Linked DNA regions of Homo sapiens: region 1 is linked to region 2. Evidence: chromatin loops called from intact Hi-C (ENCODE). Cell type or tissue: PC-3. All regions are shown on one strand. Each heading gives the region's core, and the rest is flanking DNA. Links, peaks and the distances in the headings are about the cores only. Region 1 has its middle 36 kb from the start of RTTN. Region 2 has its middle 21 kb from the start of LIVAR.

The links. A loop is a pair of places that touch in the nucleus more often than their neighbours do. Peaks named below come from ENCODE experiments on the same cell type or tissue, not always from the same donor. Only the 100,000 strongest peaks of a DNase experiment are listed, where the experiment ranks them.
Region 1: a loop joins it to region 2, with 7 times the contacts of the local background. A loop is called at or near these places in 1 of 110 quality-filtered maps.

Annotation. Positions count from the first base shown.
Region 1 is chr18:70,238,437-70,245,801 of GRCh38, forward strand. No RefSeq gene overlaps it. Among named protein-coding and RNA genes, the nearest start is that of RTTN, 36 kb to the left of the region's middle. In PC-3, for the core only: no CTCF peak of the experiment used is centred there; DNase peaks (open chromatin) are centred at 4,835 and 5,305; H3K4me3 peaks cover 1,257 bases; H3K27ac peaks cover 1,862 bases.
Region 2 is chr18:70,355,146-70,362,510 of GRCh38, forward strand. No RefSeq gene overlaps it. Among named protein-coding and RNA genes, the nearest start is that of LIVAR, 21 kb to the left of the region's middle. RefSeq lists an enhancer at 2,178-3,377. In PC-3, for the core only: a CTCF peak has its summit at 3,993; DNase peaks (open chromatin) are centred at 2,386, 2,686, 3,076 and 4,086; H3K4me3 peaks cover 1,418 bases; H3K27ac peaks cover 2,500 bases.

The DNA.
Region 1 (7,365 bases), core at 3,310-5,809, 120 kb before region 2:
ATGAAGGAAAAATTGTTAAGGGCAGCCAGAGAGAAAGGTTGGGTTACCCACAAAGGGAAGCCCATCAGACTAACAGTGGATTCTCTGCAGAAACCCTACAAGCCAGAAGAGAATGGGGACCAACATCCAACATTGTTAAAGAAAAGAATTTTCAACTCAGAATTTCATATCCAGCCAAACTAAGCTTCATAACTGAAGGAAAAATAAAACCCTTTACAGACAAGTAAATGCTGAGGGATTTTGTCACCACCAGGCCTGCCATACAAGAACTCCTGAAGGAAGCACTAAATATGGAAAGGAGAAACTGGTACCAGCCACTGCAAAAACATACCAAAAAGTAAAGACCATCGACACTATGAAAAAACTGCATCAACTGATGGGTAAAATAACCAGCTAGCATCATAATGACAGGATCAAATTCACACATAACAATATTAGCCTTAAATGTAAATGGGCAAATGCCCCAGTTAAAAGACACAGACTGGCAAATAGGATAAAGAGTCAAGACCTATTGGTGTGCTGTATTCAGGAGACCCATCTCAAGTGCAAAGACACACATAGGCTCAAAATAAAGAGATGGAGGAAGATTTACCAATCAAATGGAAAGCAAAAAAAGGCAGGGGTTGCAATCTTAGTCTCTGATAAAACCAACTTTAAACCAACAAAGATCAAAAAATAACAAAGAAGGGCATTACATAATGATAAAAGGATCAATGCAACAAGAAGAGCTAACTATCCTAAATATATATGCCCCCAATACAGGAACACCCAGATTCATAAAGCAAGCTCTTAGAGACCTACAAAGAGACTTAGACTCCCACACAATAACAGTGGGAGACTTTAACACCCCACTGTCGATATTAGATCAACGAGACAGAAAATTAACAAGGATATTCAGGACTTGAGCTCAGCTCTGGACCAAACAGACCTAATAGGCATCTACAGAACTCTCCACCCCAAATCAACAGAATATACATTCTTCTCAGCACCTCATTGCACCTATTCTAAAACTGACCACATAATTGGAAGTGAAACACTCCTCAGCAAATGCAAAAGAATGGAAATCATAAGAAGCAGTCTCTCAGACCACAGTGCAATCAAATTAGAACTCAGGATTAAGAAACTCAGTCAAAACTGCACAACTACATGGAAACTGAATAACCTGCTCCTGAATGACTACTGGGTAAATAATGAAATTAAGGCAGAAATAAATAAGTTCTTTGAAACCAATGAGAACAAAGACATAACGTACCAGAATCTCTGGGACACGGCTAAAGCAGTGTTTGGAGGGAAATTTATCTCACTAAATGCCCACAGGAGAAAGCAGGAAAGATCTAAAATCGACACCCTAACATCACAATTAAAAGAACTAGAGAAGCAAGAGCAAACACATTCAAAAACTAGCAGAAGACAAGAAATAACTAAGATCAGAGCAGAACTGAAGGAGATAGAGACACAAAAACCCCTTCAAAAAAAATCAATGAATCCAGGAGCTGGTTTTTTGGAAAGATTAACAAAATAGATAGACTGCTAACCAGACCAATAAAGAAGAAAAGAGAGAAGAATCAAATAGATGAAATAAAAAATGATAAAGGGGAGATCACCACTGATCCCACAGAAATACAAACTATCATCAGAGAATACTATAAACACCTCTACAAAAATCTAGAAGAAATGGACACATTCCTGGACACATACACCCTCCCAATTGAGGGTGGGTGTTCCTCAATACACAATTGAGGAACATTGATGCGAAAATCCTCAATAAAATACTGGCAAACCAAATCCAGCAGCACAGTAAAAAGCTTATCCACCGTGATCAAGTTGACTTCATCCCTGAAATACAAGGCTGGTTCAACATACGCAAATCAATAAATGTAATCCATCACATAAACAGAATCAATGACAAAAACCACGTGATTATCTCAATAGATGCAGAAAAGGCCTTCGACAAAATTCAACACCCCTTCATTCTAAAAACTTTCAATAAACCAAGTATTGATGGAGCGTATCTCAAAATTATAAGAGCTATTTATGACAAACCCACAGACAATATCATACTGAATGGGCAAAAACTGGAAGCATTCCCTTTGAAAACCAGCCCAAGACAAGGATGCCCTCTCTCACCACTCCTATTCAACATAGAATTGGAAGGGCAATCAGGCAAGATAAGAAATAAAGTGTGTTCAAATAGGAAGAGAGGAAGTCAAATTATCCCTGTTTGTAGATGACATGATTGTATATTTAGAAAACCCCATCATCTCAGCCCCAAAACGTAAGCTGACAAGCACCTTCAGCAAAGTCTCAGGATACAAAATCAATGTGCAAAAATCACAAGCATTCCTATACACAAATACACAGAGAGCCAAATCATGAGTGAACTCCCATTCACAATTGCTATGAAGAGAATAAAATACCTAGGAATCCAGCTTACAAGGGATGTGAAGGACCTCTTCAAGGAGAACTACAAACCACTGCTTAAAGAAATAAGAGAGGACACAAGCAAATGGAAAAACATTCCATGTTCATGGATAGGAAGAATCAATATCATGAAAATGGTCATACTGCCCAAAGTAATTTTTAGATTAAATGCTATTCCCATAAAGCTACCATTGACTTTCTTCACAGAATTAGAAAAAACTACTTTAAATTTCATATGGAACCAAAAAAGAGCCCGTATAGCCAAGACAATCCTAAGCAAAAATATAGAAGCTGGAGGCATCATGCTACCTGACTTCAAACTATACTACAAGGCTATAGTATCCAAAACAGCTTGGTACTGGTACCAAAACAGATATATAGACCAATGGAACAGAACAGAGGGCTCAGAAATAACACCACACATCTACAACCATCTGATCTTTGACAAACCTGACAAAAACAAGCAATGGGGAAAGGATTCCCTATTTAATAAATGGTGTTGGGAAAACTGGCTAGCCATATGCAGAAAACTAAAACTGGACCCCTTCCTTACACCTTATACAAAAATTAAGTCAAGATGAATTAAAGATTTAAATGTAAGACATAAAACCATAAAAACCCTAGAAGAAAACCTGGGCAATACCATTCAGGATATAGGCATGGACAAAGACTTCATTACTAAAACACCAAAAGCAATGGCAACAAAAGCCAAAAATGAAAAATGGGATCTAACTAAACTAAAGAGCTTCTGCACAGCAAAAGAAACTATCATCAGGGTGAACAGGCAACCTACAGAATGGGAGAAAATGTTTGCAATCTATCCTTCTGACAAAGGGCTAATATCCAGAATCTACAAGGAACTTAAACAAATTTACAAGAAAAAAACAACCCCATCAAAAGGTGGGCAAAGGATATGAACAGACACTTTTCAAAGGAAGACTTTCATCATCACTGGTCATTAGAGAAATGCAAATCAAAACCACAGTGAGATACCATCTCACGTCAGTTAGAATGTCAATCATTAAAAAGTCAGGATACAGGCCGGGCACTGGAGCCCAGGAGTTCAAGACCAGCGTGGGAAACACAGGGAGACCCTGTCTCTATTAAAAGTTACCTAAGTGTGGTGGCTTAGCTAATCTGTAGTCCAAGCTACTTGGAAGGCTGAGGCAAAAGGATGGATTGAGCTCAGGAGGTCGAGGTGGTCAAGGCTGCAGTGAGCTGTGATCATGCCACTGCACTCCAGCCTGGTGACAGAGTGAGATCCTGTCACAAAAAAGCAGCCGGGTATGGTGGCTCATGTCTGTAATCCCAGCACTTTGGGAGGCTGAGGCAGGTGGGTCACGAGGTCAGGAGTTTGAGACCAGCCTGGTCAACGTGGCGAAACCCCATCTCTACTAAAAATATAAAAGTTAGCTGGATGTGGTGGCGGACACCTGTAATTCCAGCTACTCGGGAGGCTGAGGCAGGAGAATCACTTGAAACCAGAAGGCGGAGGTTGCAGTGAGCTGAGATCACACCACTGCACTCCAGCAACACTTTTACACTGTTGGTGGGAGTGTAAATTAGTTCAATCATTGTGGAAGACAGTGTGGCAATTCTTCAAGGATCTAGAACTAGAAATACTATTTGACCCAGCAATCCAATTACTGAGTATATACCCAAAGGATTATAAATCATTCCACTATAAAGACACATGCACACGTATTTTTACTGCAGCACTATTCACAATAGCAAAGTCTTGGAACCAGTGCAAATGCCCATCAAGGATAGACTGGATAAAGAAAATGTGGCACATATACACCATGGAATACTATGCAGCCATAAAAAAGAATGAGTTCATGTCCTTTGCAGGGACATAGATGAAGCTGGAAACCATCATTCTCAGCAAACTAACACAGGAACAGAAAACCAAACACTGCATGTTCTCACTCATAAGCGGGAGTTGAACAATGAGAACATATGGGCACAGGGAGGGGAACATCACACACTGGGGCCTGTCGGGGGGTGGAGGGCAAAGGGAGGCATAGCATTAGGAGAAATACCTAATGTAGATGATGGGTTAATGGGTGAGACAAACCACCATGGCACATGTATACCTATGTAAGAAACCTGCATAGTCTGCACATGTATCCCAGAACTTAAGTATAATTAAAAAAAAAGAAGAAAAAAAATCTCTTTGAAGGGCATGTTCAGTAAATAAATGAAGGTATTTGGCAACGTACAACTCCTATTTGAATATTTATAGCCATGCTAGCCATTTTCAACAACTACTCTTTCATTAGAATAAACAAGAAATTATTGTTTATTCACCATTGCTTTACCAATTGCTTAAACAACAAGCGCATCATTTGCTCAGTGGTAAGATTGTACAAGGAGGAAAAAGTGACAGAGCGTGCTGCATACTTTTCAGAGGCGTGCCTTTGTTGTTGAAATGTTGCTAGGGCGTGGCAGGACCCACAGTTGGAGTGAAAGCAAAGGCTTAGAAAAACTCAAGTATCCGAGGGCACCCCATTCACCGACAATGGAAAAACTCACAAATTAGTGTGATGCTTACGCTGATATTCAGACTGGAGCCAGGCACAAACAACAAAAAATAGTCGTATTAAAAGTTTCAGGGTAATTCTTTCTGAAAGGTCTTTTTTTCTCTATTTAACAATGATACATTGCTTTATACAGATTTGCAGAGCACTACAATACAAAACAAAACATTGGCGGGGCTTAAAGGAGCATGGAATTCCAAATAATGCAATTACTTGAATTTGTAGAAAGACTGATAATTAGCAGTGAACAGCAACAAACGACATCGTTCGCTATTTGGACAAGCAGGAAAATGTAATGGAATCTGGCTCATGATTGTAAGAGGAACTGCCCTATTTACCTTTCCCATAGCCAGAAACAAAAGATCCACACACGATTTAAAACTGTGGTTACAAATAAAATAGTTGATGCTTTAGTTGTTTGTTTACTCAAAACTATTTTTTCTCAAAATTTAACTACAAGGGTACATAAGGCCATGATCTACAACATAATATTCCCTCCCCTTTGCCCTAGCAAAGAATTTAAAAAAAAAAAAGAAAGAAAGAAAAGAAAAAGAAAAGACTATCGCATGAATTTCTGACAACGTTTTGAGGGAAAAAAGTGACTTTTTTTCAGTAGCAATGGAATGTTTTTTTAGTGGGTGGAAACAGTAACAGCAGACACTTCGAAACATAATACTACTCTTTTATTTAATGGAAAAAATACTTTCAAACATATTGCAGTTTATAAAAATATCTGTGTACAGAAAAGTGAAATGTATTACTAGTTTTCAGAATTATAAAAATCGGACAAAAACTCAAGAAAATTTACTTACATGAACAATAGAAGATTTGTTTTGAGATCTAATATAAATAAATATTTTTAAATAGTCATTGTGTTGAGGTGGTTAGGTAATTAGTGCTTTGCTTTTACAAACAAATTCTGTAATGTATGTGTGTGTATGAAAAAGAAACAATATAGATCAGTATTTTTTCATATGGCTATTTTAAGTATGGGGGTACATTTAAGACAATATCATTTATTTAACTTAAAGCCATATTGCACCATATGTAGTCCTACTTGTTTGGATTCACAGGTAAAGTATTGATATAATTATCAATATCTATTGGATGTCCACAGTACTCTATAAAACAAATACTCAGGATGGGCACAGTGGCTTATGCCTGTAATCCCAGCACTTTGGGAGGCTGAGGCGGAAGGATCACTTGAGCCCAAGAATTCAAGACCAGCCTGTCTCTACTAAAAATTAAAAAATAAACTGGGTGTGGTAGCATGTACTTGTATTCCCAGCTACTGTGGAGGTTGAGGCAGGAGGATCGCTTGGGCCAGGGTGTTCGAGGGTGCAGTGAGCTGTGATCCAGCCACTGTCCTTGAAGTTGGGTGACAGAGGGAGACCCTATGTCAAACAAACAAGCAACAACAAAAACTGAGACATTTTTGTACCAAAAATGCATTAAATGAAAAACAATCCAAGCTGACCATTTTCTTTGTGCACCACCCATGTTCCCACAACCTCATACAGGAAGACTTCTGTAGAATTCCTATCATTTGGCCATTCAGTCTTCGCTATCATTTTAATTCCAATATTCTGCTGAGAGAGGAACACAGAAATAGACAGTAGCCAGTGATTCCAAGTCTAGCTGAGCATCAGAATTACACCGGGAGCTGTTTGTGAGAAACATTATAAAGTTATATACGGTCATTCAGGGGAAGAGTAGAGAATTGTAAAAATTAAAAATTAGAAGTTCTTTGTTTCTTTCTTTTACCCCACAACCATTTCCTAGAGTTAAATCCTGTTAACAATTGAATGTACAGTTATGCATTACATAACCACATTTTGGTGAGCAATGGATGTAGTACAGGGTGTCCCATAAGATTATAATGGGGCTGAAAAATTCCTGTAGCCTAATGATGTCATAGCTGTCCTAATGTCATAGTGCAATGCATTAATCATGTTTGTGGTGACGCTGGTGTAAACCTACTGTGCTGCCGGTTGTACAAAAGCATAACATGTACAATTATGAATAGTACATAATACTTGATAATGACAATAAAGGACCATTACTTGTTTATGTATTTACTATACTTTTTTTTTATTATTGTTTTAGAGTGTACTCCTTCGGATAGGGACAGGCAGCAGAGAAATTCTAGGCAGAAAAAGGTGAGTCCCTGGCAAAGTCCCATACTCAAGCCAAAAAGCCTAAGACCACAGCCCAAGGTAAAAACTTACATCCCTGTTTCTGCTCAAATGTTGCCTTTTCCTAAACTACCCGTGGCCCACCCCGCCTCCCACCCCACACTCAACCGACAGAGAGAGGAGAAGCAGCTGGACATCGGACTGGGCCCCTTTGGATTGGTTGCTGTTATTCTCCTCCTGTTTTGGAAACACCCATTTCTAAGTTCAGT
Region 2 (7,365 bases), core at 1,680-4,179:
GTGCTTACCACTAAATGACAGAAAGTGGAAAATAATTGGCTGAGCAGGAAAGTTAGAGGAAAAGGGCAGAGTCTTTGATCTGCTATAAAGCATAAAAACTTTGCTCCTCGTGAAACAGAGCACAATGACTATCTCAGGAATTGACCAAATACATTAGCAAAAAAGCAGAATTGGCACTTTTCCTTCTGTGCCAATCATGTGGAGAAGTCTGTGTCCCAAGAGTTATGATTGAACTTTACCAAATCTTATTCCGATATTAGTATATGAAGCAGTTTTCTTTTTAAGTAAATCTTTATAAGGCCATACAAAGGAAAGCAGTGTTCCCCTTCCATATTAATAAAAGATGAAGCCCCACAGCCAGGCTACCAGTCAGGCATTCATAAATGGTTACCTTGTCATTGCTTATGTAGGGTATCTTATTTTTTTTAAGCTACAGAATAGTCCCATTGAGGAGAGAGTAGTTGGTAATTTTTTTATGCTAATGTTTTTTCCCCTGACATTCATAGAAATAAATGCCTTAAATAATATAAAACCCTAAGTAGAGGAAGTGTAGCATATTGGATAAGAGCATAGATTTTGGAAGCTGACTGTCTGAGTTTGTAACCTGGTTCTGTCACTTGCCTTTGTGACCTTGGGGGAAGTTCACTTTTGTGCCTCTGTTTTCTTATCTGTAAAATGAGGATAATGTTGCCTGCTTTGCCTGGGGCTGTTGTGAATATGTGAGTTATTTCTGTTAAGTATCAGTGGCATATATTAAGCACAATTCATGTATTTGCTGTCCTTGTTAAGAGACAAGTGGTGTAAAATCCAGCTCTCTAGTTTCATCTGTTGATCTCACTAACTAGATTCCAGGAGAAACTCAGTTTATCGCAGAGCAATTGATTCTATTTTGTTCAAAATATAGGCACCAACCCATAGATGCGTCAAGTTGAATACTCAGTGGTCCTCAACATTTTTCGCCTGGAAAATCACAGTATAGATGACCTTCTCGAACAAGGAGGCACAGTGGGTTATATGCCATTCTAGGCAAGCTACCTGTAACTTGATCCCCTTCCCTGTTAGAAGCAGACTGCAGTACAAAGGAGTATGGAATTATAGAGAAAAGAAATGTAGGCACCGTATTTGTTTTTGAAGAGTTGTCACAACTGATTTCAATTAAACATGTAGATGACTATAGTTGAGGAATATCAAAAGGATGAAGATGCCTGTTGAGTTCATCAATGGCTACTTATTCAGAGCTTACTGTAGCAAAGGAGTGAGCTGCAATTGCAAGGAAGGAAACTGGTAGAGACTCAAAGAGATTTGAAAGGACAGTGGGTTTTGCAGAATAAAATGAGGAAGCCTTAGGCCAATATTTGGTTGGTCAGTGTTCTATTGGGTGGTATGCCCTCTTCGGGTAGGACTTTTGGAAGTGATGTGGAGGATATGGGAGTGGGTAATGGAGCTTTCTGATTGGCTTTTCAATCATTTGTTCAAAGTCTTCGATTGGCTCACTATCAACAGGCACATAACTGGGGACCCTCACCCCTGTAGGCTGGGTAGGCTCAGAGGGGTTTTCCTGTTTCAACTAAAAGAATATATGGGCAAGGCATGGTGGCTTACGCCTGTAATCCCAGCACTTTGGGAGGCTGAGGTGGGAGGATCACCTGAGGTTGGGAGTTTGAGACCAGCATGACCAACATGGAGAAACTCTGTCTCTACTAAAAATACAAAATTAGCTGGGCGTGGTGGTTCATGCCTGTAATCCCAGCTACTTGGGAGGCTGAGGCAGGAGAATCACTTGAACTCGGGAGGCAGAGATTGCAGTGAGCCAAGATCACGCCATTGTACTCCAGTCTGGGCAACAAGAGCAAAGCTCCGTCTCAAAAAAAAAAAGACAAAGAATATTTGTTCCTCAGCTTTGGGTTCCAAGTTCAACATAAGCCAGTTCTGCAGGATTGTTGCCTTAAACTGTAAGCTCCTTTCCCATCATATACCAGTGCCTGGTATACAGCAGGAGTTAATAAATATCTGTAGAATATATGATAAATATTTTACAAAGGAGATTTTAAACATTTTACTTTAAAAACGTTCAAATTTAAAAAGTTGAAAGAACTATACAGTGAATATTCATATGCCCATCACCAAGATCTACAATTAAAAATTACTATATGTGCTTTATCAAATATCTGTTCATCCCACAAGAATAATTTTCACATGGCACATTTGATTAAGCTAATAAGAAAAAAATAAAATTAAACTGTTTATAGCCTTAATACTTACATGAGGACAGATCTAGTCTGAGGGAATAATGAAAATAGTTCCGGAGATTTCTCAATTACCCTATAAGCCAGGATTGTTTGGCAAACATAGGCGGGACTCAGATTCTATCTGAGGCTGTTAGCATCCAAGGGCTGTAGGCATTTGAAGAATGGATATGCTAAAGGTTCATTTGTAGATATTATTATGGAGCCTGTATTTACCCACACCTTTAAAAAATACATTATTAAACTTGTAAGGAGAAATGTAGGAAGTTTAAGCTTAACAGAGCTACAACAATCAGTGTTTATAATATGATTTTTTTAAAGATTCAGTGGAAGTCATCTTCATTCACAGATGAAAGTCAATCCTGTAGGTGAAATGAGGCAAGTTAAAGTTGAATGAATATGCCTGCTGCATCAGAAACTATTTAAGAGATTAGTCATCAAAATAGCTTTGCTTGGCCAGGCGCGGTGGCACATGCTTGTAATCTCAGCACTTTGGGAGGCCGAGGTGGGCGGATTACTTGAGGTCAGGAGTTTGGGACCAGCCTAGCCAACATGGTGAAACCCCATCTCTATTAAAGATACAAAAATTAGCTGGGCGTGGTGGTGCATGCCTGTAATCCCAGCTACTTGGGAGGCTGAGGCAGGAGAATTGCTTGAGCCCGGGAGGCAGAGGTTGCAGTGAGCTGAGATTGTGCCACTGCACTCCAGCCTGGGGGACAAAGACTCTGTCTCAAAAAAAAAAAAAAAGAAAAGAAAAGAAAAGTAAAGTTGAATGACTACGCCTGCTGCATCAGAAACTATTTACGAGATTAGTCATCAGAATATTTTTGCTTGGCTAGGCGTGGTGACTCAGTCTTGTAATCCCAGCACTTTGGGAGGCCGAGGTGGGCAGATCACTTAAGGTCAGGAGTTGGAAACCATCCTGGCCAACATGGTGAAACCCCATCTCTACTTAAAATACAAAAATTAGCTGGGTGTGGTAGAGCGCACCTGTAATCCTACCTACTTGGGAGGCTAAAGCCAGAGAATCACCTGAACCTGGGAGGCAGAGGTTGCAGTGAGCAGAGATCGTGCCACTGCACTCCAGCCTGGGTGACAGAGCAAGACTCCGTCTCAAAAAAATAAATAAATGAAAAATCTTTGCTTGTTTTTTTCGTTTTTTTCTTGAGTGTTAATATATTTTCACATTATTACTGGCTAGTGTCTTATAATCCTACCAGCTGAGGTGTTCTAAGATTGAATGAGATGATAAGAATAAAACACAGTACATAAAGCTGCAGCATATAAGTTCCCCATTCCCATTATGGTAGCTACTCTTAATAAGATAGGAAAAGGAAGTGGAGAAGGAGGCAGGAAAGGAATTTTAAAGGAAGAATACTTTCCCTAATTCTCAATAGATCATGAAAAGCTTGAATGCTGAAAAGACCATGGTACCACGTTCAGGTCTAAAATGATGATGAAGTTAGAAAAAAAGAAGAAACAAAGTAGAAGAATGGAAGATGTAAAGAAGAGGAGTAGAAAGAAAAAATGCTGATGGAAAGAAATTGATGGTCATCAAGATTTCCTTTTACTTCTGGGGGTTTATTGGCTTTGGCTAGGTGTAGAAGACCACAAACATGGTGCAACTGGACTGCACGCAAGGTCTGGCTTGTCCACACTCAGTTTTCTGCCCTCTGCCTCACACCTGTGCCTGTGGTCGCTCTCTCTTGTCTCCTACCTGAGTTTAACTTTGGGCGTACTCTGATATAAAATCATTGTCCCAGAGGGGTCACTGTTACAGAGCATCAGAGCCAGGAAGTATGTAGGAGGTATTTGGGTTCCATGATTTCATTTCACATCTAGTGAAAAGGTCCTGTAATATAGCAAACAATACAGTGCTTCAGGTGAGTCACAGATTACTTACACAGGCTCTGGTCAGATGAAATAGATTGAGCCATGATGTGGGTCAGTGATTCTGCGGGAGAAATGTAAAGTCGTAAGCCATAAGAGTGCAAGAGAATATTTGGAAAGTAATTTTTTAGTAGTTAAATTTGCCTGTAATAATCATGTCTTTCTACGATCTCGTGGATTTGTTCCACTGGAATAGAGCATCACCCCATTGTGGCAGGCACCAGAGAATTCACTCACATTATTCAAGTAGATTCTCAATTTTTAATGGCAGGGAACGTGTTTCCTGTCTGCCACCTTTGGTATGTTGTATTGAATAGGGGGGTAAAATGTAGGCCTTAAGTAAACTACTTGTTCAATAGAAGAATGAAAAATTTTTTGAATTTGTTTTGAATTCAAGGGAAACTATGACAATAGACAGGCAAAGTAGGTACACTGCTAGAGTCCACGAGGCAGTAAAGTGTCATGGTTAGGAGCACAGACAACAAGGCTTTGTCTATGCCACTGCCGTCCAATAGGACTCTCTGTGATGATGGAAGTGTTCTATATCTGTTCTGTACAATAGAAGCCACAGGCCTCATGTGGCTATTGATCTCTTGAACTGTGGCTAGTGCAACTGAAGAAGTGAGTTTGTAATTTTATTTAATTTTAATTAAGCTAATTCAAATTTTAAATATGGGCACATGTGACTAGTGGCTCCCATATTGGGCCATGCTGAACATGGAATGTAATAGCAGAACACAGACACTGTACACATGGCCAGGGTTTGCATCCCAATCCTGTCATGTTGCTACTCTTGACTGTTCATTGCATGGTGCTGTCCTCTGTAAGAGCTGTCATCAATACTATGAGTCAATATATGGAGTCCATATATGGAAATTCATATATCAAGCCAATATATGGAATAAGTAAATACATGGAAAAGAGAATCACTATGTGGAAAGTACTTAGAACAGTGCCTGGAAAATACATACAACTTTTAATGGCAAAAATTGCAATTACTTTTAAGTAGCAAAAACTGCAATTGTGCACTAACCTAACATATAGGTGTGTGTGTATATATATATATATATATACACACACACACATATACACAAACACACACATATATATATAATGTATATGTTGTCAACTGAAGAATCATGAGATTTATAAATTTGGAAAGGAGAGCTTTATTCTTTTTTTTTTTTTTTTTTTTTTTGAGACGGAGTCTCACTCTGTCACCCAGGCTGGGGTGCAGTGGTGTAATCTCAGCTCACTGCCACCTCCGCCTCCTGGGTTCAAGCGATTCTCCTGCCTCAGCCTCTGAGTAGCCGGGATTACAAGCGTGTGCCACCATACCTGGCTAATTTTTGTGTTTTAGTAGAGACGGGGTTTCACCATGTTTGCCAGGCTGGTCTTGAACTCCTGACCTCTGGTGATCCACCTGCCTTGGCCTCCCAAAGTGCTGGGATTACAGGTGTGACCCACTGCGCCCGGATGTTGTAAGTTGCAGGCTGACCATCTGGGAAGCGAAGTCTCCCACAGAAGCCAAAAGCAAGCACTTCAAAGAAGGGAAGGATGAGACAGGACTTTATGCTGAATGGGCTGACCACGTGTGCATATTCAACAGGTTACTGGGGAAGATATGAATATTCATGAAGGGGGTACACACGTGTAGTAAGCAAATAAGCATGTTACCTGCATCCCATGTTGATTTTGGGATGGAGACTTAACACTTAAATGTATTATGATTAGGCCCTATGTGTCCAAAGGTGAAGCAGGTACAGGAAGGCATTTAGTGCGCTCACTGGTCTCTGATCAGGAAAGAATGCTGGTCAGTTGCTGTGCCAGAGTTCAGCAAGTCTTTAGAAAGGGCTGGTTTCTGTTGAACCCTTAGGAAAGAAAGTATAATGGTAGTTACTGAGGAACTGGATATAACTAGGCATGTCCTACCTCCTACCCAGTCATAGCTGGGAACTCAGTTTTTAAATTTTTTCTGGAGTCCCATTGTCCAAGAGGGGGTCTGTTCAGTCAGTCGAGGGACTTAGGATTTTATTTTTGTTTCTCAATGTATATACATGCTTGCTATTATTATTGCTTTTATGAAGAGGCTATGAGATCTGTTTTAAATAACTAGGTCAGTAAATAAATATTTGGCCTGATGTTCGGCCTCTGTTGACTTTCTGGGCCTTAATAGTTGTGTCAGTTACACACTGGGGTTAGTCAGTGTGTTCTCTTTTGGCTCTGAGAATTAATGTTCCTATGAATTGTCACTTTTAGCTTGTCTAGACAATTGATACAAGGGAATTTGGATTTTCTTTTTTTTTTTTTTTTTGAGACAGAGTCTCACTCTGTCGCCCAAGCTGGAGCGTGGTGGCACTGTGTCGGCTCACTGCAACCTCTGCCTCCTAGGTTCAAGCAATTCTCCTGCCTCAGCCTCCCGAGTAGCTGGGATTACAGGTGTCCACTACCACGCCCGGCTAATTTTTTTATATTTTTAGTAGAGACAGGATTTCACCATGTTGTCCAGGCTGGTCTCGAACTCCTGACCTCAGGTGACCCACCCACCTTGGCCTCCCAAAGTGCTGGGATTACAGGCCTGAGCCACTGCACCAGGCAGGAATTTGGATTTTCTTTTGCCATAGTGTTACCTGTATTGGTATGTTGTCTTCTATTCTCAGTTTTTGCATTTGATAAATGAGGAAGGTTCTACCTCAGTTCTCAGCTATATACATTTAGAGTCATGTGGGGGTATTCAGTAACTAATGGCTGCATTTCAAGTATTTGGAACACATTTTCTATGAATTGTTACAACAATAGCAACAATTTTTTTTTGTTGTTTTTTGTTTGTTTGTTTGTTTTTGAGATGGAGTCTCACCCTGTCACCCAGGCTGGAGTACAGTGGCGCTATCTCGGCTCACTGCAACCTCCACCTCCTGGGTTCAAGCAATTCTCCTGCCTCAGCCTCCTGAGTAGCTGAGATAGGTGGCATGTGCCACCATGCCCGGCTAATTTTTGTATTTTTAGTAGAGACGGAGTTTCACCATGTTGGCTAGGCTGGAACAAATATTTATTGAATGATTTTTCCAGACACTGGACTAAGTGTGTTACAGGCATTGCTATTTCAGTTGATCTTCATGGGAACCCTTTTAGGAAGATATTGTCACCAGCATTTTAAGGGAACAGGACAGAGGTTAGGCAGTTAGCTCCAGCCTTATAGCCAATGAGCAGCAAAGACAAGATTCGTTAT